Regions from separate parts of the Homo sapiens genome. Here region 2 is linked to region 1. Evidence: chromatin loops called from intact Hi-C (ENCODE). Cell type or tissue: ascending aorta. All regions are shown on one strand. Links, peaks and the distances in the headings refer to the core of each region. The heading gives the core; the rest is flanking DNA. Region 1 holds the start of HELQ (helicase, POLQ like). Region 2 has its middle 32 kb from the start of ENOPH1.

Region 1 (2,915 bases), core at 165-2,664:
AATTGCTTGAACCTGGGAAGCGCAGGTTGCGGTAAGCCCAGATCGCGCCATTGCACTCCAACCTGGGCAACAGAGTGGGACTCTGTCTCAAAAAAACCAAAACAAACAAACAAACAAAACCCCCAAAAAACACTTCAGCCTAGGGCTGTACCAAGTATATAATTATATGGTCACATATGGATCACAGACCTATATGTAAATAGATATCTTACAGCTGAAGAAATGGAGGCCCAAAGAGGTTAAATTACTTGCCTAAACAGCAGGTTCAGGAGTGTTACGATGATACTGAGATTCTAATTTTTGAGACAGGGTCTGGCTCTGTCACCCAGGCTGGAGCACAGTGGCTCCAGCCACTGCACGATCACAGCTCACTGCAGTCTTGACATCCTGGGCTCAAGCGATCCTCCTGCCTCAGCCTCCCAAGTAGCTAGGACTACAGGTGCAGGCCACCACACCCGGCTAATTAAGAAAAAAAAATTTTTTTTTTTTTTTGTAGAGACTGGGTCTCTGTTGCCTAGGCTGGTTTTGAACGCGAACTTCTGGGCTTAAGTGATCCTCCCATCTCTGCCTCCTAAAGCACTGGGATTATAGGCATGAGCCACTGCACACGGCCAGATTGTAATTCTTAAAGCTGTACTAAAACAGCAGGAAGACTGGTAGACGTCTACTGAAATGTCAGCGCATTCGAAGTTTCTGATAACTGCAGCGCTTCCCTCCCAGACTACAATCTACAGTGACTGGCCTCTAACAGAAACATGGTTGTACCACTAGACACTCCAAGGAGTTCCTAGGAATTTGGAATTGAGACTGAGAAACTGAATACTGACTTGGAGTGGTCTGCTACACAGAAGACACACAAACCTGGAGGCAGCAATATAGTAAAGTGATTAAGACAACAGGATTTGGAGCAAGAACTGTACTATCTCAACTTTTCAGGGCCTGATTACTGTCGTAAAATCTAGATAATATAACTAGCTTAACATAACGGGTCTTCAATAAACAGCAGATTTTATTTGTACAGTAGGAGCTGCAGTTATCTGGAAGCCTAGATTTGTGTCTCAGTCATGCCACTTAACTGCTGCGTGCACAACTTTTATGTCTCGGGGTTTACATTTCATATTTATATAGAAATGTAAATAACAAGGCAATCAATACCTCCTAAGTGCCGATTAACAGTGGTAACGAAGACGAGAGAAGTAAACGAAGGCGATAAAACTGGTCAACTCTTTGCATCTGGGAAGGATGCCAAAAGTTTGCAGTTTCAAGTTCCAAGTCCTCCGTACCTGGTCTCCCACCCCTCTGTCAGTGGGCATGTGACGTAGGAGGTCCGGGTTTGTATCACCACCTCCAAGGACGAGACATTCCGGGGAATCTGAGAGTAGAAGGGGCTGTACCTCAACCGGCAGTACGCCCGCGGTTTTCCGCCTCCTGTTCTCAGCCACCATTTCCTCCTCCTCTTTCCCCTCATCTCCGGGCACGAGCTCGGCCGCGGTGGGAGCGCCAAAAATACACCCCAAGCTTGGACGGTTCCTTTTGGGGAGAGACACCCGCCGGCGGATGCGGGAACCACATTCATCCATGGCAAGGACCCAGGGCCCTATTCAGACGTCGTTCTCAGTGACCCAGACGCTAAGCCCATATGGAAGGGAGAGTGGGACGCCGGAGCCCGCTTCTACATCCACCTTGGGAAAAGACCCCAAGTTAGCTCTCAGGGCTCGCGGACCGGAAGCACGCATAAACTTCTACCCTGTCCAATCATAAGCCTCACGTGACCTGCCGCGTAGGGAGGGCACGAACAGAAAGGTGCTGCGCATGCGTATTGAAAAACCTCACCTACTCTCGCGGGTCCTCAGCGTTCTCCTGCGGAACCTTTGAACGGGGTACTCGAGCCCACAGGGGAAGAGCAGCGGAAGGGGCCTTTCGGAACGATTTGGAACGAAAGGAAGTGGAAGAAACGCGGAACCATGGCCGCTGTGGTTGCTGTTTGCGGTGGTCTAGGGAGGAAGAAGTTGACACACTTGGTAACGGCTGCTGTCAGCCTTACACATCCCGGGACTCACACGGGTAAAGTCTCCATATCCTATGCTCCATTGTAGCGCTGCAGGCATTAACCTTAGTCCTAATGGTTAGAGTCGTCCCTGTTAGCAAAACGACTCTGGTTTCTAGGCGATTAAGTTTCTCCAAGATGGGTGGGAATCTGTAATTGCCTTTGACTGTTTTAGTGTCGTCTAATCCACTCCTTTAAAGTATTTAAACGTATGAGGAAGTTGGAGTGGTTCTTAAAAAGCAGAGACTTTCCTAAGATCTCTGGATAATCTTAGTGAGGAAGGGACATTTCCAGAGTCGCCCAGCAGCAAATTCCAGATGTCTAAGGTCCCCAAACAGAACAAAATTGCATAATTTTTGCAATTTTATCTTCTCTGTGCTTCTCTATAAATTCTTTCTGGGACGGGTCTGTTACTTTCTTTTTGGTATGACAGTGCCTTTCTGTTGCTTCTCCTATAAGAATTTGCATTAAGAATTTTCTCTAACCATGGAATGAAGGGAAAATAAATGTCAGAAAGAGCAGGTATGGGCGGGAAAATATGTTCTTTTCCCCCTAAGCCCTGGAAAGCACACCCATGTTGAGTCTTACTCTGTCCCAAATATAAAAGTTTTTAACCATTCTGAATATAATACAAAACCTTTCTTTAATATCGTGTCCCTTAATTCATCCTGTCTCCATAAAAACAAAAATCTTTAGCTATTCAGCTAAGAAAAAGAAATGGTTAATTGCTGTTTCTGTTTAATCGCAGTGCTTTGGAGAAGAGGTTGTTCACAACAGGTATCCAGCAATGAGGACCTGGTAAGAATTTTTTTTTCTATTAGTAAGGCCTTTGCAAATATGACCAAAATGTTTTTCTTTTTAAAACGAG
Region 2 (2,915 bases), core at 257-2,756, 990 kb before region 1:
ATTTGGATAGTAAGCATTCAGGATATGAGTGGAGTTCCTTATATTTTTGAGAATCTTAACTTTGAGGTCTCTAAGGTAATGCTTGAAGGAGGGAGTTACTCTCCTAACTAATCAAGAAAAACTCACGAATCCTGGAGGAGCAATTTTAGAAATGCTTTGAATAAGGAAAAAGAAGTCTTAGAACTATGAGAGGACAGGGGATATAAAAGATTTTATGTTGATAATTTTGATCTAGTAGCCAATTAAGAAATCTAGGGTCTATGAAAATATATGAATAAAAAAGAAAGGAAATGAGTTTAGGTACATCTTAGAAATGGGAATAATTTGTAAATGATGATAAAACCACAAATAGTAATAAAAGGATGAACTTAATACCTTTTTTGGAAAGCTCATAGGCAGATGGCAGAAAGGGGTATATCTTAATGTTATTTAAGGAGTAGTTGGAAAATGAAGAAATGAGAAGATTAGGCACTAGGATCTAGATTAGAAAGGAATTGAATAAAAAGGAAGGCACACAGCATCTAGCCAGCAAAGGATTGAGGTGGAGAGGCATTTTACTACCCATGTACACTGAGTAAGGAGGACAGAAAATCAATAGATTTCAGGAATTAAGAGAAAATTGAAGTATCAGATTTATTTTGCAAAGTAAGGGAAAAACTAGTTGAATGGAATCGTTTTTAGATCCTAGGAAAACCATTCACAAATGATGGAGAAAGGTCGTAGGAAGAATTTGAAAGATAAAGTAGATTGGCAAGAGAGGAAAAATACCTATCTAAGAATGTAAGCAGTGATACACAATGTATACATGTATTGAAACACCACAGTGTACCCCATAAATATGCACAGTTATGCATCATTAAAAAACTTTTTTTAATGTGGATAATGAGCTAGAAGATGAAGTCAGATGAATTCATAGTCCTTATGAGGGGAAGGAAGGCAAAAAACCTCTGGAACTTCCAAAAAGAGGACAAAGGCCTCAGCCTCTTGTTTGCAGAGAATATGGAGGACAAAAGCGTCTTAAAGTTGTGGCTCTTTTTATTCCTGTTTATTAATCCAGATGTACCTCTGTTGTTCTCTTTCCTACAGTGGCGCTGATTTCTAATCTTGGGTCAAAGCCCAGGTTGGTTTTTTAGAAGAGAAGCCCTTAACAGAAGATTCTCTAATCTTATCAACATTTCTGGAGTAGCAGGACTTCTTTTTGGTCTGGAAAGCGGGTTTTAGTTGCTACGCAGAATGTCAAATGTGTAGTTGCACAAGGAAAGGTTGAAAGCCACTGGCTTATTGCCAGGGCAGATGCACGGCAGCCTTTCCCCAGCAGATGGTGCTGTTTCTCCAGACTTGATATGAAGTGTGAGGCTCCACCCCTCCTCCCCCCCTCCCCCAACCCCCGCCCCGTCGCCCGCCAAATACAGCAGATGGAGCTAAGAGAGAGAAAACTATATTTTGTTTATCCTTACAAGCCAAAAGCTTGATGTTGCAAGAGTTGGAGTAGTTTGGAAAAAATGGCAGTAATCCTGAATGAAATCCAACTATCTAATATTCCTTTTCCTCAATAAAAAATTAGTGATTTTTAGCCCCTTTTTCCAGCGGCAGTGTTAAAAAGGGATTGTTTTCAGGGCTTTTTTTATTCCCACGAGTACAAAGTTGAGTATAATATATTCCAAAAGTTTGTTAACCTACCACCTGTGCCCAGATGGCAAAGTGATATTATCCTCAACCTAATATTTAAGAATAACGTGGAGTTTTTACTAAAACACTTGGAGTAACTGACAGAAGTAAAATTTCTACCTTACAAATTCAACCCAAATTTATTCCTTAAATATTTATTAAGCATTTACCTTGCATCCCAGATCTGCTATGAGGGGACAAAGTTCCTCTCTACTCCCATTGTGCATACATTTTTCGAGAAGAGAAACAATGGTGACTAAGACAAGAAAAAATTAGATACTAGTAAGCGCTCTGCAGAGAACACAGGGTAGAATAACTTTACAGGAGGGGTGATGAGAAGGTGACATCTAATCTAAATGACATGGAAGACATGTAGGAAACTAGGAGAACTGGTGTTCCATGCAGATGGAACAGCATAGCACAGATCTAGGGCAAAGCTTGGCCTTTTTCAGGAATTGAGAGCCCAGTGGCTGGATACCATCAGAGAAGTGGGCTGAAGCCAGATGATAGTGCTTTGTACTCCAGTAAGAAGTTTGAATTGTATTCTAAGTATGGTAAAAAGCCCCTGGAGGACTTTGAGCAGAAGATAACCTGAGTGGTTTACATATTTAAGGAATTCTGTATGGAATGGAGAATGGTTTATAAGTGGGCATGACTGCATGCAGGAAGGTGAGTTAAGTATATCAGGGTTGAGTGCTGCAGGCAAAAATCACAAGGAGTTAGGTGTATACAACATCAGTGGAAGAACTGGGAGAAGAGTCAGGGCAACTACCACTGGACTGTGGAGTTAGAGGACACCTCACAGTGGTTAGCTCAGGAAGCCTGCTACCATTGCCACTGTAGCTCATGCCCACGACGCTGGCCAGACTCTGGAATGCCAGGCCCCATTGCTGCAACCTCTCCAAACAGAACACTTCCATCTCTTCTCCAATTAGGGGGTAAAATTGGCACTTGAGAGAGTCAATCTACTGGGTCTGAGAAGGCTGTTGTAGTAATGAAGGTAAGGGATGGTGGTGGCTTGCCTTAGGGTGGTAAAAGCAGAAATAGAAGTGGAAAGATTCAGAATAGGTTTTAGACATGACAGTGACCACTTATTGATTGATTGGATTTGAAAGGGTAACTCTTACATTTTTAGCTTAAGCAACTGGATAGATGATACTACTGGAAAAATAGCAGTGCTGCTGATAATAATGTAAAGCCAATGTAGATCCTGATGTCAACATGACCGAAGAGCAGTTGGATATAAG

The links. A loop is a pair of places that touch in the nucleus more often than their neighbours do. Peaks named below come from ENCODE experiments on the same cell type or tissue, not always from the same donor. Only the 100,000 strongest peaks of a DNase experiment are listed, where the experiment ranks them.
Region 2: it touches region 1 in a loop (3-fold over the local background); 6 of 110 quality-filtered maps call a loop at or near these places.

What each region holds. Positions count from the first base shown.
Region 1 is chr4:83,454,114-83,457,028 of GRCh38, forward strand. HELQ (helicase, POLQ like) reads right to left here and starts at 1,710. Exons shown (of 18, transcript NM_133636.5): 1 at 1,284-1,710. The coding sequence starts at 1,580. MRPS18C (mitochondrial ribosomal protein S18C) reads left to right here and starts at 1,945. Exons shown (of 6, transcript NM_016067.4): 1 at 1,945-2,064; 2 at 2,796-2,845. The coding sequence starts at 1,965. RefSeq lists enhancers at 958-1,788, 1,217-1,266, 1,607-1,716, 1,703-1,997. In ascending aorta, for the core only: a CTCF peak has its summit at 1,601; a DNase peak (open chromatin) is centred at 1,818; H3K4me3 peaks cover 2,488 bases; H3K27ac peaks cover 2,265 bases.
Region 2 is chr4:82,461,266-82,464,180 of GRCh38, forward strand. No RefSeq gene overlaps it. Among named protein-coding and RNA genes, the nearest start is that of ENOPH1, 32 kb to the left of the region's middle. In ascending aorta, for the core only: a CTCF peak has its summit at 1,314 (motif pointing right); a DNase peak (open chromatin) is centred at 1,316.